Regions from separate parts of the Homo sapiens genome. Here region 2 is linked to region 1. Evidence: chromatin loops called from intact Hi-C (ENCODE). Cell type or tissue: natural killer cell. All regions are shown on one strand. Each heading gives the region's core, and the rest is flanking DNA. Links, peaks and the distances in the headings are about the cores only. Region 1 overlaps ARAP1 (ArfGAP with RhoGAP domain, ankyrin repeat and PH domain 1). Region 2 overlaps FCHSD2 (FCH and double SH3 domains 2).

The links. A loop is a pair of places that touch in the nucleus more often than their neighbours do. Peaks named below come from ENCODE experiments on the same cell type or tissue, not always from the same donor. Only the 100,000 strongest peaks of a DNase experiment are listed, where the experiment ranks them.
Region 2: a loop joins it to region 1, with 7 times the contacts of the local background. A loop is called at or near these places in 14 of 110 quality-filtered maps.

The regions. Positions count from the first base shown.
Region 1 is chr11:72,720,420-72,732,748 of GRCh38, reverse strand. It overlaps ARAP1 (ArfGAP with RhoGAP domain, ankyrin repeat and PH domain 1), which reads left to right. Exons shown (of 35, transcript NM_001040118.3): 2 at 152-234; 3 at 5,577-6,129. The coding sequence starts at 5,621. Among named protein-coding and RNA genes, the nearest start is that of ARAP1, 26 kb to the left of the region's middle. RefSeq lists enhancers at 2,931-3,000, 10,383-10,452. In natural killer cell, for the core only: CTCF peaks have their summits at 7,124 and 7,331 (motif pointing left); DNase peaks (open chromatin) are centred at 7,338, 10,158, 10,398 and 10,918; H3K4me3 peaks cover 1,732 bases; H3K27ac peaks cover 4,245 bases.
Region 2 is chr11:72,843,728-72,856,198 of GRCh38, reverse strand. FCHSD2 (FCH and double SH3 domains 2) reads left to right here. Exons shown (of 20, transcript NM_014824.3): 14 at 6,310-6,444. It also overlaps a transcript of ATG16L2 not described here. Among named protein-coding and RNA genes, the nearest start is that of ATG16L2, 36 kb to the right of the region's middle. RefSeq lists an enhancer at 6,800-7,301. In natural killer cell, for the core only: CTCF peaks have their summits at 6,943 and 7,142 (motif pointing right); a DNase peak (open chromatin) is centred at 7,128.

The DNA of each region.
Region 1 (12,329 bases), core at 4,330-12,329:
CAAAGTGCTGGGATTACAGGCGTGAGCTACTGTGCCTGGCCCCCATTTCTTCTTTCCTTTTCCCTGTCCCTCTCCCTCTTCCCCTCTCCTTCTCTGGCATCTCATAGTGGCCTTGCCTCACGGGCTTTCTCCTCCATCCCTGTCCTTGCAGCTCCCGCCTCAGGCCGAGATGAGGAGCCCTTCAGAATAGCTGCTGTCTCTGGGAGGACCCGGGCGTCCTTGGCAGCCCAGCTGGTGAGTCAGGAGGTGGAGCGGTGGGAACAGGGCTGGCTGTGGCACGCTAGGCCTTAACATTGAGGTCGGGGAAGGCTTGATGGAGGCTGACACCTGATAGCCCATTTTCCATTTTGAGAACTGAGCTTGAGAGGCAGAGGGTGAGGCCCAGAGAGCTTGCTACGAGCCTCCCAGCAGGCCTTGGAACCTTGGAACAGGGTGGGGGTACGAGACAGAGGGACAAGGCAGGGGCCAGCAGGCTGAATTGCAGGTCTGTGTTTATGTATCTCCTCACTGGATTCCCCTCCCTGCCTGGCAAGTTTTGTTCCCTTTCTCATTCTCAGGCTCTATTCATGGTTATCACATTCCCTTTTAATTTTTATTTACTTTTTGGAAAATGATACAAAATTTAAAAGATACAGAAGGGTATAGTGTCTCCTGTCTTCCCAGCTGTCAATTCCCCTCCCCAAACTCAGTTTTATATATATCCGTCCAGTTTTCTGTGTTTATATTTGCATATATATATAACATATGTATATTTTTTTCTTTTTCTTTAACCGAGATGTTTACATAACACTGTTCTGCATCTTGCTTTTCCACTTAACACATCTCTAATATCATTTTATATGAACTTTAGAATCTGCTGGTCTCAACAAATTCCAGCTGGTAATTTTAGTTGGGATGGTGTTAAAGTTTTAGCTTAACCCTGGAGGAACTGACATCTTTATATGTTGAAGTGAAAAGTCTCCCTCTCCTCAGAGGTGGATTTCCAGGGAAGCTGGAGTTTGAGGTGCAGGGCTCCTTCCAGGATCTAAAGAGGGTCCTGAACAGTGTGTGCATGTGGTCATGTGTTTTTGTGAATTTTGCAAAAGTGAGATACTCTTAAGGAGAATGTGTTAGTCTGTTTTGTATTGCAATCAAGGAATACCCTGAGTAATTTATAAAGAAAAGAGGTGTATTTGGCTCAGGGCTCTGCAGGCTGTATAAGCATGGCACCAGCATCTGCTCAGCTTCTGGTGAGGCCTCAGGAAGCTTTTAGTCAGGGCAGAAGGCAAAGCGGGAGCAGGCATGTCACATGGTGAGGGAGGAAGCAAGAGAGAAGCCGGGCTCTTTTAACCAGCTAGCTCTTACATGAACAAATAGAGTGATAACTCACTTGTTACCATGGGGAGGGCACCAAGCTATTCATGAGGGATCTGTCCCCGTGACCCCAGACACCTCCCACTAGGTCCACCTCCAACATTGGGGGTCACATTTCAACATGAAATTTGGAGGGGACAAACATCCAAACCATATCAGAGGGCACTTAAATTGTGTAAGCTTCAGGTCCCATGAACTTCAGGCCCTGTGAACTCTGCATCTTCCACTGTTCCCTCCTGTCCCTTCAGGCCTTAGTTTTCGTCCTAGGAGGAAGCTGATAACTGTTGTCACCTTGCCCTCATGTGTCTTTTCAGAGATACTTTGTTCATTTACCAGTAGCTGCACACTACTCCATGCTCCCCCTTGTTTTTTTCACAGAGAGAGAATGTTACACAAACTGTTCTGCACTTTTCTTTACTCCTTTAACAGTGTATCTTATAGATCATCCCATGTCAATATGTGAGGAGTTTCCTCATTCTTATGGCCGCTCAGTATTCTATTGCACAACTACAACATAATTTAGTTAACTATTCTCCCATTGATGGCCATTTTGGTTATTTCCATTCTTTTGCTATTAAACACAGGCACTGTAGCTAGTAACCTTCTATATATGTCAATTCTGGCAGGTGCCAGTAAAAATGCAGGCTAAGTGCCTATGGGTGGCTGGGTCAGCCATCTGCATCTCTGTTTTTGGGGGAGGCGGGAGGACAAAGTGTCCCCCAGGCTGGAATGCAATGGTGTGATCTCGGCTCACTGCAACCTCCACATCCTGGGTTCAAGCGATTCTCCTGCACCTCAGACTCCTGAGTAGCTGGGATTACAGGTGTCTGCCACTGTGCCTGGCTAACTTTTTGTATTTTTAGTAGAGACGGGATTTTACCATGTTGACCAGACTGGTCTCGAATTCCTGACCTCAAGTGTTGGGATTACAGGTGTGAGCCACCGCGCCCAGCCCAGACATCTGCATCTCTTAGGGCTTTCATGCCTAGAGGCATTCCACAGCCAGGGAAGGGATGCCCTACCACATCACCAATGCCTGTATTTTCCAACTTTATTGCTCTTTGACAATCTGATAGGTAGAAAGCAGTATTTCAAAATATTTTACATTCATATTTCCTAGTGTGGGGGAGGTTAAGTTCCTTTTCAGATATTTAAGAGCCATTTATATTTTCCTTTTTGTAAATTTTTTCATTCATACTCTTTGCCCATTTTTCTGTTAGATTATTGATCCGTTTCTTATTTCTGCATGCTTTTCAACTTTTAGGAAAATGAGCCCTTTGTGTGGAATATGAGTGGCAGATATCCCCTAGTTTGTTGTTTAGCTCTTGGCTTTGCTTATGGTGCTTTTTACCATGCAAGAGTGCTTGATTTTTGTAGAGTTGAATATTTCAGTCTTTTCTGTGTGCCTTCTGGACTTGTTTCATTTCCAGAAGGCTTTTGCCTCTCTGAAATGATTTTTTTTTTTTTTTTTTAGAGACAGTCTCACTCTGTTGCCCAGGGTGGAGTGCAGTGGTGTGCAGTGGTGTGATCATAGCTCACTGCAGCCTTGAACTCCTAGGCTCAAGCAATTCTCCCACCTCATCCTCACAAGTAGCTGAGACTACAAGTGTGCAGCTGCCTAATTTTTAGGTTTTTTTTTTAGTAGAGACAGAGTCTTGCTGTGTTGCCCAGGCTGGTCTTAAACTCCTGGCCTCAAGCAGTCCTCTTGCTTTAGCCTCCCAAAGTGTTGGGATTACAGGCGTGAGCCACCATACCCAGCCCTAGGATGATTTCGTAAATCCTTTCATTTTTTATTTTTTATTTTTTTTTCTGAAGTGGAGTCTCTCTCTGTTGCCCAGGCTGGAGTGCAGTGATCTCGGCTCACTGTAATCTCCACCTCCTGGGTTCAAGCAATTCTGCCTTAGCCTCCTGAGTAGCTGAGATTACAGGTGCTTGCCACCATGCCCGGCTAATTTTTTGTATTTTTAGTAGAGACAAGGGTTTGCCGTGTTGGCCAAGCTGGTCTCAAACTCCTGACCTCAGGGGATCTGCCTGCCTCAGCATCCCTAAGTGCTGGGATTATAGGTGTGAGCCACCTTGCCCAGCCATGGTTTTTTAAAATACTGAAGTCTTTGATACAGCTGTAATGTTTCTTGTTGTAAAGTGTGAGATAGGGATCCACATTAGTTTTTTTTGAGAGCACTCCACAGCTGTCCCAACAACTTAAGAATCCCTTGTTTCCCCACAAGTTTGAGAGGCTACTTTTAGTGTATCCTAAATTTGTATATGTATTTGGGTCTACTTTTGAACTTTCTGTTCTGTTTAATTGATCTGTCTGTTCATGCACTGTTACCATATACTGTTTTAATCATTGTGGCTTTATAATATGTTTTAACATGTGGTGAGGTTGACTCCTACTCTTTACCCTCCCCGCCCTCCACCCCTGCTTCCAGAATTTTCCTCACTCTTCCTGCTTATTTTTCCACATGAAATTTCAAATCAGCTTCAAAAAAAATTCTGTACATATTTAATTGGATTGTGTACATTTATAAAGTAACTTAGACATCATTAATCTCTTTATGTTGTCTTCTATCCAGAACTTACTGTGCTCTGCCATTTGTCCAGGTCTTCTTTTTGTCCCTCAGTAACACTCCCAATTTTTCTTCCTATCGCTGTTGTTTATCTCTTAGGAAGTTTATTGGTGTTTTCTATTTTGTGATGCTTTTGTAAATGGGGTCTTTCATCCTGGTTTCTACCTGTTTGTTGCTTATAAATGTTGATTTCTGTTATATTAATTTTCGTTTGTTTCTTTTGTTTTTGTTTTTGTTTTTGTTTTGAGACGGAGCCTCACTCTGTTGCCCAGGCTGGGGTGCAGTGGCATGATCTCGGCTCATGGCAACCTCTGCCTCCTGGGTTCAAGCAATTCTCCTGCCTCAGCCTCCTGAGTAGCTGGGACTACAGGCGCATGCCACCATGCCTGGCTAATTTTTTGTATTCTAGTAAAGATGGGGTTTCACTGTATTGCCCAGGCTGGTCTGAAACTCTTGAGCTCAGGCAATCCACCCGCCTCGGCCTCCTAAAGTGCTAGGATTATAGTTGTGCCCGGCCAGTCTGTTATATTAATTTTGAACCCAACTGTCTTACTAAAGTCTTTACTGGTTGTTATAGTTTCTCAGTTGACCTTCTTGGGCTTTCAAACTCAACACTCATATTATTGGCAACAAATGGATAGTTTATCTCTTCCTTTCTGATTTTAAGACCTCTTGTTTATTTTTGTTGTCCAGAGCTTTCAGAGCAATGTGAGGAATAATAATAACAACAGTAAAATGGATATTCTTTTCTCATTTAAGAAAGTATCAATTTATTTCTGTTTTAGTAAGATTTTTGTTTGTGTAAGTAAGCTGGATATTGGGTTTTATCATATGCCTCTTTAGTGTCTGTGGAGATAATCAGATGACTTTTCCCTTTGATCTGCTAATCACCTCTTTTGGTCACCTCTTCATATCACCTCTTGACTCCCACCAGGCCAGGAGCTCTTGATTACAGGGTGCAGGGGTAGAGCCTGAGTCCCCATTGCCTAGTGCCAGGCTATTTTGAAAGAACAAATGGATGAATGGCCTTAGTGATGGGAGGGTTTACCCAATTCCAGGGCCAGGCCCCCAGAGGCCATGTGATGCTGGGTTTACTCACGTCCCACAGCATTTCACTTCCTCCAGGGGCATGGAGGTAGGGGGAGGCTAGTCTCGGCTCCCAGACTGGGCTTGCAGGAGGGACCAGCAGTGGTATCCTTCAATGCTCGCTAAGCCCTTGGCCTGGCCCTCACTGGGAACTGGTGCCTCAGAGGGAATTAGCCCTGCCGTGGGTCTTGCAGAGGGCAGTGGGGAGGAGGTATAAGACACAGCACCAATCATGCCACTGGCCATTCTCACGGCAGTGGCCAAGGCTGTGTGTTGGGGTGTGGGGTGGTACCAACCCCAGAGATCATGGAGGGTTTCCTAGAGAAGAAAACATGAGCTGGATGCTGGGATAGCACAAGGGAAGGGGTGAGGGGGTTCAGGCGGAGAGAAGAGCCTGTGTGTTCAGAGACCTGGCAGTACCTGGCCTTGCTTAGCACATGGAGCACAGGGGAGGAAGCTCCAGGACAGAACTTGAACCTATGGCTTGAGAGAGCCATGCAGGCTGCTGGTGAGGGGACCAATCCTCGGCAGCCCTGCCTCTGACCTGTGCCTGTCTGTCTATTCTAGCTCTGGACAAAGCCCTGCCAGTCAGGCCTCCGCTGGCAGGAACCATGGCAGAGGCTGGGGATGCTGCGCTATCGGTGGCCGAGTGGCTGCGGGCATTGCACCTGGAGCAGTACACGGGGCTCTTTGAGCAGCATGGCCTGGTGTGGGCCACTGAGTGCCAAGGCCTCAGCGACACCCGCCTGATGGACATGGGCATGCTACTCCCTGGTCACCGCCGCCGCATCCTGGCTGGCCTGCTCCGTGCCCATACCTCACCGGCCCCTGCACCCCGCCCCACCCCACGGCCTGTGCCCATGAAGCGCCACATCTTCCGCTCACCACCTGTGCCTGCCACTCCACCCGAGCCGCTGCCCACCACTACAGAGGATGAGGGGCTCCCCGCTGCCCCACCCATCCCGCCCCGGAGGAGCTGCCTTCCGCCCACCTGCTTCACCACCCCATCCACAGCTGCCCCAGACCCTGTGCTGCCCCCGCTGCCTGCTAAGCGGCATTTGGCAGAGCTGAGCGTTCCACCCGTGCCGCCCCGCACCGGACCCCCCCGCCTGCTGGTGAGGTGAGTGGATGCCACCCAGGGTGGGAGGCGCACAGGCAGAGGATCCCAGAGGGTAGATGGGGAGTTTGTGGCCTTTGGTGCTGGGGTAAGAAAGGCACTTCGGAAGTGCAGGGGGAACAGCGTGTGCAAAGCTCGGAGGACAGGATTGCTGTCTGGTGACTCAGGAGGAGGGGAGAGCTGTGCAGGTACTCAGCGCAGTGCCTGGGCTGCTGGGCGTGTGCCAGTGAGGCCTCCAGGTTTCTGTCTTGGGTGGCTGGGTGGACAGTCGTGCCATCACTGATCCAGAGACCCAAGGACAGAAGTGACTTTGGGAGGAAGTCGAGTTCAGCTTGGGACCTGGCAACTGTGAGATACTGCAGGGTATCGGGGTCCATGCCGGCATCAAGAGGCAACATGTGTAGGAAACGGAAAGCTGCGGGGTAGGGTTGGGGGTGAGGGGACTGCCCAGGTCCTGGTGGTGTGCTCTTTCACACCCTGTCCCCTTCTCCCACTGCCAAATGTCAGCAAATCCTGGGACACTTCTCAGGCCTCATCTGGCATGCCCTCCCTCCTCAGAACTGTTTCCCCTCTGGGGCTTCTGGTACCCTGTGTTTTCTTGAGTTTCCTCTGGCTCCTGTGGATATTCCATGTTAATCTCCTTCACAGACGCCCTCCCTTCCTGCCATCTGCTGGGATGCCCGGCTGTCAGGGAGCATCCCCAGACAGGGTAGATATGTGTTTGGGGTGAGGGAGATTTGGTGGAGCACTTGGGCGAAGTGAGGCTAATCTTGGAAGGCTTCTTGGAGGAGGAAGGGGTGTGCGGAGAGAGGTCTCCTGGTCCCTGTTTGTTTATTGCTGGGCACTCTGCTGGGCTCTGTGTTTCTATGGTCTCCATGATCCCTGCAGCAGACCTTCTGGGAGATTTGTGTACTGGCTTTACGAGCAGGACATGAACAAATCAGAGGGAGAGCAGGGAGGGGGCCCTGGCTGGATCCATGCCAAGGACATACTCAGGGGGCCTTGTGGGGAGGGTCTGGGAGATTCTTTCCACCCAGGGAGGAGCATTAAGTCAGGGGGCCTTGAAGACCAAGCTAGTGCTGTGGTGTTTTGAGGGTTGATTGGTAGAAGCACAAAAAGGGTACATGCTCTTCCTGGGTTCACACAACTCGTAACAGGTATAGGGTCTCTCCAGGAACCTGGAGGGAAGCTCAGATTGAAGGTTCCTGGTGCCCTTGCGCCCTCTAGTGACCATTCTTCTGCATGCAGGAGCGTTTTCTATTTCAACCCCATCAGCTTGTGGGGGGGAGAGAGAGAGAGAAAAAGAGAGAGAGAGAGAGAGAGAGAGGTTAGAAGAGAGAAGAGGATAGAGAAGAGAAAGTCTGTCTGTCTGTCTCTGGGGTTGGAAGTGGGTGAACAAAGGGAAGAAGCAGGGCCCTGGCCAGGTCCCCTCTCAGGCCCTTCCTGTGACTCCCGGACGGGCAGTGGAGGCCTGGGTTCCTGCTTGGGAGGCAGGATGCCTGGGTCGGGCCCAGCTAGCTTTGTGACTCTGATGAGGACCTGCTTCTCTGGGCCTGTTTCCCCATCAGGTGCCCTCTGTGGTCCTCCATAGACTTCTGGGCCCTCCTGGCACTGACATCTGAGTTCAGGAGGCTTGCTGGGTAGGAGGAAGTCCTGTCCACACCCCAGGGCTCCAGGGTACCAATGCCTACTCTCAGAGCCTGTCTGAACATAGCCATTTAGGCAACATGAGGAGGAGGCCAGGCGCCATGGTCGGGAAAAGGTCTAGCCCCTTGTAGTTTGAGTACCCAAAATCTGTTCTGTGCTAAGAGAATTGGAAGAAAAGTATTTCCTGCAATTTGGGACTATTCCTTACGGCAGAGTATGGTAGTGGGTAAGCTACCAAGCCTGGCTTCCTGTGTCCTGGGGTCTTTGGCAGTTGGAGTCATGGGCATATGCAGTCTTCAGCTTTGTACACACTCAACTCAGAGAGTGTATGGTCTTCAAAGCCCTGTGGTAGGAAAAACTCACAGCAGATGGAGCCTCATGTGTGTATACCAGGCCAAGACTGAGTGCTGTAGTGATCAGGGTGGGGGCCAACATGGACCCTGACTGGCCACCTTGTCCGCTCTCAGTCCCTTCCTGTGATCCCCAGGCTCCATGGCATGTAGAGAGGAACACTGCTCCTGCCCACCCCCGCCTTGTGGGAGTCCCATCACAGTGTCTCATGACATGGCCTTCCTACCCCTGCTTGCAACCCCTCATGATGGGGAACTCACTCTCTCAACCTTAGGGCCTTTCACACAAGGTCATGTGGTGGCTGAGGCCGGTCATCTCCAGGCTCCCCAGTGGAGCTTGGGGGTGGATGCGTGTGCATGTGTGTACTCTCAGTGTCTCGAGTCAGTGTGAGGCATGTCTGGGCCAGTCTGTGTGTGCACCCATACAGATGGGTGTGGGTGGTAGTACAAGCTGTCAGGGTAGTAGAATGTCTGTGCATTTACACATTCAGACAGGTTCTGAGAGTGTGTGCTACTAAGATGTAGAAGCATGTAGGGATTTGTGCAGTTTCAGTGGTGACATGGAGTGGTGTGTATGTGAGTTTATCAGGACCTTTGTGCTCAATTACTGCTGTGGTGGAGACCCCAACAGTGTGTGAGTACATCCGCGAGTGTGCACGTGCTGTTTGAGCAGAACATGACATTTGTGTTATTTGTGCACTGTCAGGCTTGAGCCAGTGTGTGCACGTGTGTGTACATGTGCTGCCAAGAGGGAGAGCCCATTAGGATGGCAGCTCCACTGGGGCCAGGATCCTAGTCGATTTTGTTTGCTGCAGAATCCCCAACATCTAGAACAGTGCTGGATGCCTAATAGGCCCTTGGGAAGTATATCGTGTGGGTGAGTAAATGATTGCCAACGTGAGCTTGTGTACTGGCACGTGCTGAGCTTGGGGTGCATGTGGGTAAACACGCATGTGACTCAGCACCCAGTGAGTGCCCTCAGCACAGCTGGGCCATAGGGCCCTGAGCTCACCGCCCCAGCTCCCTGTCCCCCATCCTACTACCCAACCTACGTCATCCCAGATATTTTAGGAAGGGAGAGGTCTTCAGAGGAGACAGGTGGGAAGAACGAGGCTGTGATAGGATTGTAGGCCACAGACCAAGGTTTAGGCAAATCAGAAAACAAGCAAGGATGGAGTTCCCTCCTCCTGGCCTTGGCATGGCCCAGGACTCTCAGAACCAGGCTCATGATTCTGCCTGGCCTAGGGGGACTCTACATCACCCCCAGAGTCTGCACCCCCTGCTATTATTATTATTATTATCATCATTATTATTAATAGAGACTAAGTCTCTCTCTGTTGCCCAGGCTGGAGTGCAGTGGTGCCATGATAGCTCACTGTAGCCTCGAACTCCTGGGCTCAAGCAATCCTCCCACCTCAGCCTCCCAAGTAGCTGGGACTACAAGTGTGTGCTACCACACCTGGCTAATTTTTAAATCTTTTGTAAAGACGAGGTATTCCTTTGTTGCCCATGCTGGTCTTGAACTCCTGGGCTCAAGCAATGCTCCTGCCTCGACCTCCCAAAGCACTGGGATTACAGGTGTGAGCCACTGCACTCGGCACCCTACCATTAATTTAAACTCGTGGTGGGGTGCTTGCTGAGGAGCCCAGAGATGCTGAGAAACTTGCCCAGAGTCACCCAGCCCTGCAGAAGGGAAGCCGGTGCCCAGACCCTGCCTCCTGGCTTCAGGTCAGGTCTACTCAGCTCTTAAATGCCGCAGACATGAGCCCTGTGAACTGGCTTCCCTGAGGGTGGCAGAGGGGTCGTTTCTGATGTGAGGTTCCAGGGTCATGCCGCAGATCCCCTCCCAGCTTGCTCTGGCCTTTGGTGTCCCCCTCTGATACCTGGATGCCTGGAGGCACCTCAGGAAGAAGGAGTGTGTGCCCAGAAGGCAGCTGCCCAGCTGGAGCCACACTGCCAAGGCTTCCCTCCTGTGCCCTTGACTGCCCTGCAGTCCAGCCAATCCCTGGTCTTCCTGGAGGCTGATCACTTGTTGCCAGGGCAGAACTTGCGCCCTTCAGAGAGCCTCTTTCCTAGCCTCTCTGTCTCCTTATGCGGGTGGAGTGGTGGAGAGGCCACCGCCAGGGCTTGTCAGTCAGGACTTCCTGGGCATCCACCCTGTGAGGGCCTGCAAGATCAGTGGACACTGTTGGTTGTCTCTTCCCAGCTTGGGTGGGGGTGCAGCCTGGGGGCGGGGAGGAAGTGTCTGCCCCGGGGGATTCTGGGTGACTTTTCGCTTTCTCAGTGTTTTCAGGAAGTGTGTGTGTTGGCCACGGCTGCAGGAGGTGGGGGAGACACAAAGCAGGAAGCCTCCGGGAGACCAGAGCTGGGTGCAGACATACACACACACATACACACAGACACACAGAGTCACACACACTCACACACACTCTCTCTCTCTCTCCCTCTGTCTTTCTCTCTCTCTCTCTCTCTCTGTCCTTTCCTCCTGGACAGATCCACAGTTATACACAGAAACAAACACACACGCACGTAGAGAAGTGATTCACAAACACTTAAAGACATAAATCACAGGTGCAAAGCCATACCTGGGCTCAAAAACCTCCAAGAGAACGCAGCCTCAGACCCACCCAGGGGCCAGGGGCCAGGCTGTTTGCGAGACCAGCCCAGGCGGGACCCAGGCTTGCACGGGCAGGTACACGACATTCTTGGGCATACGCAGCCCGCCTGGCCGGAGCTGTGGGAGTCCTCAGCCCCAAGACCCAGCAGGCGTCTGAGGGTAAGCGAGGTGCCGCCGTTGCTGTTGTTGCTGTTGGGCACGTAGGAGGGAGGCCCTGGGAGGGCTGAAGTCCCTGTCTGTCACCTCTGGCCTGGTTTTCTGTGCTGCTCTCCTCCCCCTTCTCTTTTTTTCTCTTAGAGTTTTGTCTTATTTCACTTTCCCCACTTCTTCTCTTTTTCCCCTGCCTTTTCCTTTTCTCCCCTTGTCTCATCCCTCCCTCTTCCCTGGGCTTTCTAGGTCTCCACCTCCCCATACGCCTCTCCTGGGTCCACCAGGAGCCCACGGTGCCTGTTTTCTGGGCCTTTCTCAGACTCTGCCCCACAGAATACTCCTCTTTGGGGTTCTTGCCCCTTGGGGGCCTGGTGCTGATCACCTTACTTCTCTGCTCCCACCTCCCTACACCCCTCTGGGGATTCGTTGGGGAGGCTTAGTTTGGCTTATTTCACTGTCAAGTTCAAGGGTGCTGTGATTCTGAACCTCTCACCCCCAGACCAGGGTGATGGGGAGATGGTGTGCTGCTTACCCCTCCTCCCCAGGACTGGTGCTGTGGTGGGTGCTTATGGAGTGTGGGGGCTGGTCTCCCCTTTCCTGAGTTACCGTGGATCCCTAATGAATTCAACAATCCTGTGCTTGGCTTATTGGGGACATAGACCTCTAACCAAGTCCTGTCCACCCACCCGGCACTCTTCAGCCCTGCCCTGTGCCCTTGGCTCATCTTTTCCATAGGGCCCAGCGGATAACTGCACCTGCTCTTTCTGCCAGGCCAGGCCAGGCCTGGGCTGGACCCAGGAAGAGCTCAGTACTTCTGTGAGCTCCCTGAGGATGAACTTCCTCCTGCTGCTGCCCTCAGGAGCCAGCACAGGGCCAGGCCTGGGAAGCGCTTAGAGCTGCCATGGGAAAGGGGCCTCTGCCACCTCCTGCCCAGACAGCAGGGCTGGCCTGTGGGAAAGCTGAGTGTAGGTCTGGTGGTGGAAGGTCAAACAGGTTGTGTGGGCTTAGAGGAGGGAGGGAGCGGTTTGATGGACTTCCTGGAGGAGGAGGCATGCCCTGAGCACAATGGAGTTAATAATCCCAGGTCATTATATGAAAAAAAGCCCCTAGCAGAATGTTTGGCACATAGTGAGCGCTTAGCAAGTGGTAGCTGTTGTCCCAGGGAGAAGTGCTGAGAGCTGGGTGAAGGCGCGGTTGTGAGGATGGGCTCCAGGTTAACTGGGCACTGCTGTATGGAGAGTTTGGGGAGCTGCAGACCTTCTCCAGTGATGAGGATGCGAGTAGGGTGGTGGTCATTCAGTACCCACTTACTAAAGCCCCTTCTGTGCTGGGAACTGCTGGCGGCATGGAGAGGACTGGCCCTAGGGGCTCCCGGCTTGTGCAGAAGTTGAGAGAAGCAGACCGTGGACATCCCATTCTAGCAAGTGAGACCCTAGGAA
Region 2 (12,471 bases), core at 2,406-10,405, 130 kb before region 1:
GAGACACTGTGTCCTTCGTTTTCTATCCATCAAAGAGGCTAGCGTAGTTTTCTACATACAGTAGATATTTGATACTTTAATTAATTAATGTAATGGCTCTCCTATGAAGGCCAATCCTGCCTGTCCATTCTTTGTAACCTTAAATGTGTAAACATTGGTGCTTTTGTATGTTTGAATATGGGAAAAAGCAGCCAAATAAGTGCTTGGGTGTAGCGGGCAAGAAACAAATATTTGAGGCTGTTTGTCTCTTCTTTATTAGGTTTTTAATTTAAAAAGTAAAACGTGCATATTCTAATAGTTCAAAGAGTATAGATGTATATAAAAAGCAAGTCAGTCATTTCCTCTATTCTCCAGTCTTTATTCTTCTCATTCTGCCTTCCCCTGTCAGATACGTATGCTCATATAAATATTATTTATATTCACTATATCACGGACAGTGCTCTAGGTAAGTGCCTGTGGATCTAACTCATTTTTTACACTCAATGCCATTTCAATTAATAAATGCCTTTTAGCTATGATGGGTAATATACCTTGAAACTGGGTTAAAAAATTATTCTCCTTGTGTTACATTTCAGAAGAGAGTGTGCTTTTCACGTTTGTTCGTGTGTATGGTAAAATATACAAATTTACCACTTTAAGTGTAAGTTTAGTGGCATTAAGTACATTCACATCATTGTGGAACCATCCCCACCATCCATCCATCTCCAGAACTCTTTTTTTTTTGAGATGGAGTCTCACTCTGTCACCCAGGCTGGAGTACAGTGGCATGATCTTGGCTCACTGCAACCTCCGCCTCCCGGGTTCAAGTGATTCTCCTGCCTCAGCCTCCTGAGCAGCTGGGATTACAGGCACCTGCCACCACACCCAGCAACTTTTTGGTCTTTTTTGTTTGTTTGTTTGTTTGTTTGTTTGTTTGTTTTTGAGACGGAGTTTTGCTCTTGTTGCCCAGGCAAGCTGGAGTACAATGGCACGATCTCAGCTCACAGCAACCTCCGCCTCCCAGGTTCAAGCGATTCTCCTGACTCAGCCTCCTGAGTAGCTGGGGTTATAGGCATGCGCCACCACACCCGGCTAATTTTGTATTTTTAGTAGAGACAGGGTTTCTCCATGTTGGTCAGACTGGTTTCGAACTCCCGACCTCAGGTGAACTGCCTGCCTCGGCCTCCCAAAGTGCAGGGATTACAGGTGTGAGCCACCGTGCCTGGCCTAATTTTTGTATTTTTAGTAGAGATAGGGTTTCACCATGTTGGCCAGGCTGGTCTCGAACTCCTGACCTTACGTGATCTGCCTGCCTCGGCCTCCCAAAGTGCTGGGATTACAGGCATGAGCCACCGTGCCTGGCCCATTTCTAGTATTCTTTTCATCTAGCAAAAGTAAAACTTTCTGGCCATTAAGCAATAACTCCCCATCATGCAGCCTCTGACAATCACCATTCTGCTTTCTGTCTCTATGAATTTGACTACTCTGCATACCTCAAATAAGTAGAATCAGAGTATTTTATCTTTTTGTGACTGGGTTATTCCACTTAGCATAATGGCCTCAAAGATCACCCATGTCATATGTAGCATGTGTCAAAATTTCCCTCCTTTTTAAGACTGAATAAACTGGGCATGGTGGCATGTTCCTGTAGTCCCGGCTACTCGGGGGGCTGAAGTAGGAGGATCCCTTGCATCCAGGAGTTCAAAGCTGCAATGAGCTATGATCGCACCATTGCACTCCAGCTTGGGCAGCAGAGCGAGACCCTGTCTCTAACCAGATAGACAGATAGGTAGACAGACAGAGAATAATATTCCATCGTATGTATGTATACCACATTTTTATTTGGTTTGTGGTATATACATACATTTTACTTATCCATTCATCTCTCAATGGACATTTGAGTTGCTTCTACCTTTTGTGAATAATGTGGCTGTGAACATTTGTTTACAAATATCTGTTCAAGTCTGTGCTTTCAGTTCTTTTGGGTATATACCCAAAATGGCATTGCTGAATTATGTGGTAATTCTGTGTTTAATTTATTGAAGAAACATGTTACTGTTTTTCCATAGCAGCTGTACCATTTTACATTCCTACCAGCAGTGTATAAAAGTTCCAATTTTTCCACATCCTTGTCAACACTTGTTATTTTCTGGGTTTTTAAAAATATATATAACAGCATCCTAATGGGTGTGAAATGGTATCTCATTGTGGTTTTGATTTGCATTTCCCTAATCATTAGTGATGTTGAGCATATTTTCATGTGGTTATTGGCTATTTACATAAATTATTTGGAAAGATATCTCTTCAAATCTTTTGCCCATTTTTAATTGGATTATTTGTTGTTGATGGTCAGTTTTAGGGATTCTTTATATATTCTGGATATTAGTCCCTTTTAAGATACATAACTTGCAAATACCTTATCCCATTCTGTGGGTTGTCTTTTCACTCTATTGTTCTTTGATGCATACATATTTTTTATTTTGATAAGGTTCAATTTATCTGTTTTTTTCTTTTGTTGCCTATGCTCTTGGTATCATATTTAAAAAACTCATTGAGGTGGGGGGATTGCCTGAGCTCAGGAGTTCGAGACCAGCCTGGGCAACACGGTAAAACCCCATCTCTACTAAAATACAAAAGATTAGCCGGGTGTGGTGGCATGCACCTGTAGTCCCAGCTACTTGGGAGGCTGAGGCAGGAGAATTGCTTGAACCTGGCAGGCGGAGGTTGCAGTGAGTCAAGATTGCGCCACTACACTCCAGCCTGGGCAACAGAGCGAGACTCTGTCTCCAAAAAAATCATTGCCAAATCCAGTGTCATAAAGTGTTTCCCCTGTGTTTTCTTTTAAAGTTTCATAGGCTTAGGTATTTGATCCATTTAATTTTTTCTGTGTATCGTATAAGGTGAGATTTCAATGTCATTCTTTTGCATATGGGTATCCAATTTTTCCAGCAACATTTGTTGAAAAACTGTCCTTTCCTCCACTGAGTGGTCTTGGCATCCTTGTTGAAAATCATTTAATCATGTATGTGAAGGTTTATTTCTGGGCTTTCTAGTCTCGAACTCAATTTTTAAAAAAACTTTTAAGTGCAAGAGTACATGTGCAGGTTTGTTATATAGGTAAACTCGTGTCATGGGGGTTTGTTTTACAAATTGTTTCACTACCCAGGTACTAAGCCTAGTACCCAATAGTTATTTTTTCTAATCCTCTCCCTCCTCCCACCTTCTGCCTTCAAGTAGGCCCCAGTGTCTGTTGTTCCCCTCTTTGTGTCCATGAGTGCTCATCATTTAGCTCCCACTTATTAGTGAGAACATGCAGTATTTGGTTTTCTCTTCCTGTATTAGTTTGTTAAGGATAATGGGCTCCAGTTCCATCCATGTTCCTACAGAAGACATCATTCTTTTTTGTGGCTGCCTAGTATTTCATGGTATATATGTACCACATTTTCTTTATTCAACTTGTCATTGATTAGTATTTAGGTTGATTTCATGTCTTCGCTAGTATAAATAGTGCTGCAATGAATATACACGTGCATGTGTGCATGTGTCTTTTTTTTTTTTAAGACAATCTTGCTCTGTTGCCCAGGCTGCAATGCACTGGCACAATCTTGACTCACTGCAACCTTCACCTCCCAGGTTCAAGCAATTCTCGTGCCTCAGCCTCCTGAATAGCTGGGATTATAGGCATACCACCACGCCTGGCTAATTTTTGTATTTTTAGTAGAGACAAGGTTTCGCCATTTTGGCACCACCCACTTTAGCCTTCCAAAGTGCTGGGATTACAGGCATGAGCCACCACTCCTGCCCATGTGTCTTTATAGTAGAATGATTTATGTACCTTTGGGTATGTGTCCAGTAATGGGATTGCTGGGTTGAATGGTAGTCCTGTTTTTAGCTCTTTGAGGAATTGCCACACTGCTTTCCACAGTGGCTGAACTAATTTATACTCCCACCAGCAGTGTATAAGCGTCCCTTTTTTCCATAACGTCACCAGCATCTGTTATTTTTTGACTTTTTAAATAATAGCCATTCTCAGCCAGGCATGATGGCTCACTCCTATAATCTTAGCAATTTGGGAGGCCAAGGCGGGAGGATCACTTGAACCCAGGAGTTCAAGACCAGCCTAAGCAACGTGGTGAAACCCCTTATCTACCAAAAAAAAAACACCAAAAACAAAAATTAGCCAGGTGTGGTGGTGCACACCTATAGTCCCATCTATTTGGGAGGCTGAGGCAGGAAGATTGCTTGAGCCCAGGAGGTTGACACTGCAATGAACCGTGATTGTGTCACTGCATTCCAGCCTGGATAACAGAGCAAGACCCTATCTCAAAAAAAAAAAAAAAAAGCCACTCTGACTGATGTGAGATGGTATCTCATTGTGGTTTTGATTTGCATTTCTTTAGTGATATTGAGTGTTTTTTCACATACTTCACGAACTTTATTTTTTTTCTTGTTTTGTTTTCTATTTTTTGTTTTGTTTTGAGACAGAGTCTCGCTCTGTCACCAGGCCGGAGTGCAGTGGCACAATCTCGGCTCACTGCAACCTCTGCCTCCCAGGTTCAAGCAATTCTCCTGCCTCAGCCTCCCAAGTAGCTGGGACTACAGGCGCATGCCACCATGCCCGGCTAATTTTTTGTTTTTTTGTTAATAGAGATGGGGTTTCACCGTGTTAGCCAGGATGATCTCGATCTCCTGTCCTTGTGATCCGCCCACCTCGGCCTCCCAAAGTGCTGGGATTACAGGAATGAGCCACCTCACCCGGCCGGCAACCTTTATTTTTAATGAGTGTTATTAATCTATAATATGGATACATCAGAGTGCATTCAAACATTCCCCTGTTGATGGACATATAGATTGTGTCGAGGCGTTTGTCACTACAGGCAGTGTTGCAGTAAACATCTTAAAATACATAGTCTTACACCTTGGTGCTTTTATTTCCCCATGATGTATTCATAAAAGCGGAATTGCTAGATCAATGGTATGTTTAGTTTTTAATTTCAGTGAACAGGTTGTTTTTTCAAAAGGATGTATGAATTCACATTTCTACCAGCCATAGATGAAATCCTGTTCTCCACATCCTTGGTAGCACTTAGCAACCTTTTTTTTTTTTTTTTTTTTTTTGAGACAGAGTCACGCTGTGTCGCCCCAGCTGTAGTGCAGTGGTGCAATCTTTCTTGGCTCACTTAGTCTCCACCTCCTGGGTTCAAGAAATTCTCTTGCCTCAGCCTTCGCAGTAGCTGGGACTTCAGGCATGCACCACCATGCCTGGCTATATTTTTTTTCTATTTTTAATAGAGATGGGGTTAGGTTTCACCATGTTGGCCAGGCTGGTCTCAAACTCCTGACCTCAAGTGATCCACCTACCTTGGCCTCCCAAAGTGCTTGGATTACAGGCGTGAGCCACCACACACCTGGCCTGAAACCTTTTTAATGTTCACTAACAGGATCAGTTAAAATTTAGAGGCCCTTGTCAGTCAGTACTTAACAGTGAAAAGTGAAAGGATACTGATAAATATTTCTTACATATTTGACAGAAACTTCCTTCTTGATTTAAAAAAAATCTCTGTCCTGGCCAGGCACGGTGGCTCACACCTGTAATCCCAGCACTTTGGGAGGCTGAGGTGGGTGGATCACAAGGTCAGGAGATCGAGACCATCGTGGCTAACACAGTGAAACCCCATCTCTACTAAAAATACAAAAAATTAGCCGGGCGTGGTGGTGGGCACCTGTAGTCCCAGCTACTCGGGAGGCTGAGGAGGCAGAGCTTGCAGTGAGCCGAGATCACGCCACTACACTCAAGCCTGGCAACAGAGCGAGACTCCGTCTCAAAAATAAAATAAAAAAAAATCTCTGTCCTAGGCCTGGTGCAGTGGCTCACACCTGTAATACCAGCACTTTGGGAAGCCGAAGTGAGTGGATCACTTGAGGCCAGGAGTTCAAGACCAGCCTGGCCAACATGGTGAAACCCCATCTCTACTAAAAATACAAAACAATTAGCCAGGTGTGGTGGTGGGTGCCTGTAATCCCAGCTATTCGGGAGACTGAGGCACGAGAATTCTTGAACCTGGGAGGCCGAGGTTGCAGTGAGCCAAGATCACGCCATTGCAGTCCAGCCGGGGTGACAAGAGCGAAATTCCATCTCAAAAAAAAAAAAAAAAAAAAAAACTCTATTCTTTCATAACATGAAAAATGTAAGTGCGAAAGATAGTCATTTCTATGCAGAGTTAAAAGGCAAATTAACATTTTGAAACAATCAGGTTTTAAGTGTTTTTCCGGCTTTCAACCATTTTCTTGAAGTAAGGAAACTAGCCAATGGTTTCTAATTTTTCTTAGCTTAATGCAGATACCGAAAGAGAAGAAGGCGAAGAGTTTGAAGATAACATGGATGTTTTCGATGACAGCAGTTCCAGCCCTTCTGGCACCTTAAGAAATTATCCACTCACCTGCAAAGTTGTTTATTCCTACAAGGTTTGTATTTCTCCAACATAATGTTATTAAATTCTGATTAACTCTGAAGATACACATGACTGTATCCATCCAGTCTCTCAAGCTGTACTTAGCATAAAATTGTTATTAGGTTAATATTGGGGCAACATAACAGAATGGTGATGAGTTTAGGCTCTGACTTGACGTCTTTCACTTGCTACTCCGTCTGCCTAGAACTCTTTTTTTCCCCAAATCTCAGTTGGTTGTCCCCTGCTCCTCATTGAAGCTCAGCTCAAATAGTTCCTTCTTAAGGTCACCCATAACCACCTAAATAAATAACCAACTCCTCAGTCACTACTTGTTATCCCATTGCCTCTTTTATTATATAGCACTTCTGCTCAGCCAAACTTAATCTTATTTATTTTCATATTTCTTTGATGCTCCACTAAAGGTCCATGAAGGCAGAAATTTTGTCTGTGTATGTGTACCTTGTCTGTGTGTCTTCAGCCCCGAGGACGATGTCCAGCCATAGTGGGTCATCAGTAGATAATTGTGGGATGACTACATGAATGTTGGAAGGGAGGCGTGAATACATGAATCTTCTCTTGCCCCTGTTCTGGTGGAGGCATGTGTGAGAAGGGGCAATGCGGAAGGCTATCAGAAGGGAAGGTCCTGGAGAGAGAATCCACCTGTCATGCACCAGATTCACTCCTCCGCCACATCCCTGTGTAGCCAAAAGGTGGCAGTGTTTGGTAACCTCAATATCAGTGATTCCCAGACTTGTTTTGAGTTTAACATCCTTTCATTTTATATTTAAATTCATAATACTTCCTGTTCATTGAAAGTGTTAGCATTTTTTTCCAATGTAAATCGTTTTGATAATCTTTTGAAAATTTAAAATCATCTTCTCAGATACTTGGAAAGGTATTACAGGGTATTATAAAACTAGCATTGGAATTGTTTCCTGATACCACCTCCCATTATATTTACTTGAACGTCCCAGAACTAAAATTTAAGTTCCTTAAATAGAGAGATTCCTAAGTGTCTGAGTGATTTTAAACAGTTCACATTCATTCAACATTCCCTCTGTTGGCATATCCCAGGCACATCCCTGCGTTAAATAGACTATGAACATCTATTTAGTCAGTTAATCATTGAATAAACATATAGAGTGCCCAATATGTGATACACTGGGGGGATGCCAGAATGAATATGACATCTCTCCCCTCTAGGAATGGACAATCTATGAAGGGTTAAATATTAAACTGGAAAATAGAACAAGTGTGAAAAGATTTATAGTAAAGGTAGAGCCACTAATTCTACCTGGATCATTGGGAGAAATTTTACAGATGAGGTGGCATTTAAAGTAGGTCATGATTTAAGACCTTTCTAGATGCAGTGAGAAGGTAGGGAGAGGAAAGAGCCTTCTAAGCAAAGAGAACAGCAGGTATAGAGACAGAGTGTGATGAGAGTGTGGGGTGTTCAGGAAATGTTAAATTCAGTGGTGTAGGAGTGGGAGAACAGAGGGGCTGTGCATAAAGGTGTTTGTTGTCAGATAGTAAAGGGCCTTGGGTACCAGACTTAGAGGTTTGGTTTTTATCCTGGCTAGGAAGATCCTTAGATGGCCTGAAATCAGATTGGACTTTTAAGAAGCTAACCTGGTCATGGTATAGATATTCTAGAGGACAGATTAGGATACAGAGGGACTGACTTTAAGCCTAATCATAATTCTTATAGTCCAGACCAAAAAGGAGGCCTCGAATAATCTGGTGAGAACAAAGAAACTATATTTAATGGTTAGAGTTGGCCGGGAATGGTGGCTCACGCCTGTAATCCCAACATTTTGGGAAAATGAGGCAGGTGGATCACTGAGGTTAGGAGTTCAAGACTGGCCCAACCAACATGGTGAAACCCCATCTCTACTAAAAATACAAAAATTAGCTGGGCGTGGTGGCGGGCGCCTGTAATCTCAGCTACTAGGGAGGCTGAGGCAGGAGAATCACTTGAACTCAGGAGGAGGAGGTTGCAGTGAGCCAAGATCGCACCATTGCGCTCCAGCCTGGGTGACAGAGCGAGACTCTGTCTCAAAAAAAAAAAAAAAAAAAAGGTTAGAGTCAAAAGCCTTAAGAATGTTCATAACTTTTGACCCTATTAGCATCCATCCTAAGGAAGTAAATCATAATATAGAAAAGTTTTGGACACAAAAATGTCCTTTCATATAGTACTGCTTTATAATGTATGGCACTTCTGCCCAGCCAAACTTAATCTTAGTTTTCATATTTCTTTGACTCCCCGCTAAAGGTCCATGAAGGGAGAAGTTTTGTCTCTGTATGTTTACCTTGTCTGTGTGTCTTCAGCCCCTAGGACAATGCCCAGCACGTAGTAGGTCATTAGTAAATAATTGTGGAATGAATACTTGAATGATGGAAGGCATGAACAAATGAATCCTTCCCTTGACCTCATTCTGATAGAGACATCAGTGAGGATAATAGAGCTCATGACTGGATGCAATGGCTCATGCCTGTAATCCCAACACTTTGTGGGGCCAAAGCGAGAAGATCACTTGAAGCCGGGAGTTTGAGACCAGCCTGGGCAACAAAGAAAAACCTGGTCTCTACAGAAAAATTTTAAAATTAGCTGAGCATGGTGGCACATGCCTATCGTCCTAGCTATTCAGGAGGCTCAGGCAGGAGGATCACTGGAGCCCAGGAGATCGAGGCTGCAGTGAGCCATGATTACACCACTGCACTCCAGCCTGAGTGACAGAGTGAGACCCTGCCTCTAAAAAATAAATTTTAAAAAAATTTAAATTTGGCAGTTCAATGAGAATAATTAAACTAGACATTCATATACTATAGCCATAACATATAATATTATGAAACTTACTGAAATTTTCATCAAGAGTTTTTCTATATAAGAAGAAACCCTTATGTCCTAATATTAAATTAAAAGGTAGGATACCAAATTGTATGTACCGTAAGAGCTCAATTATGCATATTTTCCAGCTTTTCTACGATGAACATGTATGATATAATCAGGAAAAACATATTGTTTTAAAAGAAATACAGGAAATTTGGAGAGATACTGGTGGAAACGGAGCTCTGGTTGTCACTGGATACTAGGACTTAAGGAGACAGTATGAGAGTATGTGTGTATTTAATAACCATTTACTGCTCACTGTCTTTAGTTGGGGTAAGTGAGAAGAAATGTAGTCCCTAATTATTTCTAGTAGGAAGCTCACAAGGACAAACTCATTAGAGCATCATGGTAGTCAGTGTTATGGGGACGCTCAGAGAGCCTTTTAAGAACAAAATGGGGGCTGGGCACGGTAGCTCACGCCTGTAATCCCAGCACGTTGCGGGGCCAAGGCGGGCGAATCGCGAGGTCAGGAGTTCGAGACCAGCCTGACCAACATGGTGAAACCCCGTCTCTACTAAAAATACAAAAAATTAGCCAGGCATGGTGGTGTGCACCTGTAATCCCAGCTACTTGGGAGGCTGAGGCAGGAGAATTTCTTGAACCTGGGAGGCAGAGGTTGCAGTGAGCCGAGATGGCACCACTGCACTCCAGCCTGGGCAACACTGTGAGACTCCGTCTCAAAAAAAAAAAAAAAAAGAGCAAAAGGAGGAGCAGCTTACTCATCATGAGTAGTCTGGGAAAACATATGCGCTCAGTCTCAAGTCAAAAGTAATCGTAACTACTTATCTATCTATCTATCTATCTATCTATCTATCTATCTATCTATTTATTTGTAATCCCTTCAATAACCCTATGAGGAAGATATTATCAAACACCCCATTCATTCAACAAATAGTGCTTGAGCACCTTCCATGTATCAGTGCTGTGGGCTTTTCTAGGCTCTGGGATATAGCATTGATCAAAACAGACAAAAATCTTTGCCCTCATTGAGCTTATATTCTAGTACGAAAAAAGAAAACTGAGGTTCAAAGGTATCTTACAGTCACTTGCCCATAAAAATATACTGAAGCTGGACTTAAACCCACAGTAATCTAAGTCTGCTCATCAGATAGGAAAGAGGGAACAGAGCCTGATGGACGGAAGAACACCTATAAAAGCACAGAGGCAAGGAAGAACATGGTATGCTCAGAGAATAGAAATAGTGTGCAGGGGCCAAAGCGTCAAGAGGCCCACAGGGACCAAACTCTGCAGGGTCTTGATAGCCATGCAAAGAACTTGACCTTGTTAGGTGGAAGAATTGGTCATCACTGCTTTAGGATGGGATGATCAAGCTAGTGTCTGCTTACATTGGACAACTAGTGCTGCAGTGTTGAAAAACTTGCATGGACCTCCATGGTTTTTGTTTGTTTGTTGTTGTTTTTTTTTTTTTTTTTTTTTTTTGAGACAGGGTCTTGCTCTGTCACCCAGGCTGGAGTGCAGTGGTGTGATCTCGGCTCACTGCAACCTCTGCCTCCCTGCAACCTCTGCCTCCCTGATTCAAGTGATCCTCCCACCTCAGCCTCCCAAGTAGCTGGGATTACAGGCACGTGCCACCACACCCACCAATTTTTTGTATTTTTCATAGAGACAGGGTTTCGCCATGTTGCCCAGGCCGGTCTCAAACTGCTGGCCTCAAGTGATCCACCCACCTTGGCCTCCCAAAGTGCTGGGATTACAGACGTGAGCCACCTCACTCAGCCTCTCCATAGCTTTTTATAAGGGCAGCAGTTTATTTAAAAGTGTACTACCTCCCTGGTTTGCTGTCACATACATTAACGTCTGGTCGTGTTGATACTTTTTAGGTCTTGCCATGAAAAACATTTTTATTACAAAAATGCCTTTTGCTGGCATATTCAAGGCATAGTGTGGTTTCAGAGTAGTGAAGGAATTCCATTGGAAAAGCTATCAAGGGTAAATGAGTGGGGTTTTTTCCTCAATATTATTTTTCTGTCTCAGGGAGCTATGGCAACATCCAGAATCTGGATTTTGATGAAATGTTTTAATGTTCATAAAATGGGAAATTGATCTTGAAAATGACCCCTTTTTTGCCTTATTTTTGTTTGTGTAACTTGGAGTTAATTTTACATTTTGAGATTGTGAGATTTTAAAAACTTTATGGTTTTAGGTGATGGTTTTAACCCATCTTGGGACTTGGGGAAAGCTTTTAAGACTGTTTTCTAGAGAGCCAGAAGCCAGCAGGCCCCTGTCTATTACACATGACAGGCAAGACTGTTAGGAAGCAAAGCCACACGGACTTTCCAGCCCCTCTGTGGAGCCTCAGAGCGTTTACAGATTTGGCAGTCTCAAGGGCAACATGTGGGTGGCTGATGCTGGTGGATTGCTGCTGTCAGGGATAATAAAACCATTATGGTTAGCAGCTTGTACGGTAGCACGCAAATGGATCAGCTCAGTCTCCACACAGTTAAGTTGGAGCATAAGAAATCCAAACCATGACTGATCTCAATCATTTCCTTTCCTACAATTTTTTTCTTTTGGCCACTGCTTTACAGTGATTCCAGATCAATCCTAGGCACTGCACCCACTATCATCAAATTCACGTACATAGTTCTTTGCATTTTCACTGCATGCTTGTCCATGGGAGCCCTCTGGTAGCAGTTCCAATTCAGTGCCTTCTCGTTTGCCTTTGCTTCCCAAATCATCACAGTTCTGTGCTTATCCATCCCACATTGACTCACATCCTCCAGAAAATGGCAGGATTGTCATTTCAAAGAAATGGAGGCATCAAGTTGAATAACTTGATACAGAAGCTGGAGTTGGAACCCAGGTCCTCTACTTCCAGGAAGTGCTCTCTTTTTTTGTTTGTTTTTTTAGAGACAGGGTCTCGCTCTGTTGCCCAGGCTGGAGTGCAGTGGCTCACTCATGGCTCACTGCAGCCTCAACCTCCCAGGCTCAAGCGATCCTCCCACCTCAGCCTCCCAAGTAGTTGGGACTACAGGCATGTTCCACCATGCCTGACTAATTTTATTTATTTATTTACTTATTTATTTATTTATTGGTAGAGATGGGGGTCTCGCTGTGTTGCCCAGGCTTACATGTTCTGTTCATTGAACGTCATTGCCTCTTGAGGATTCAGTTTCTTGAGTTTTTGTT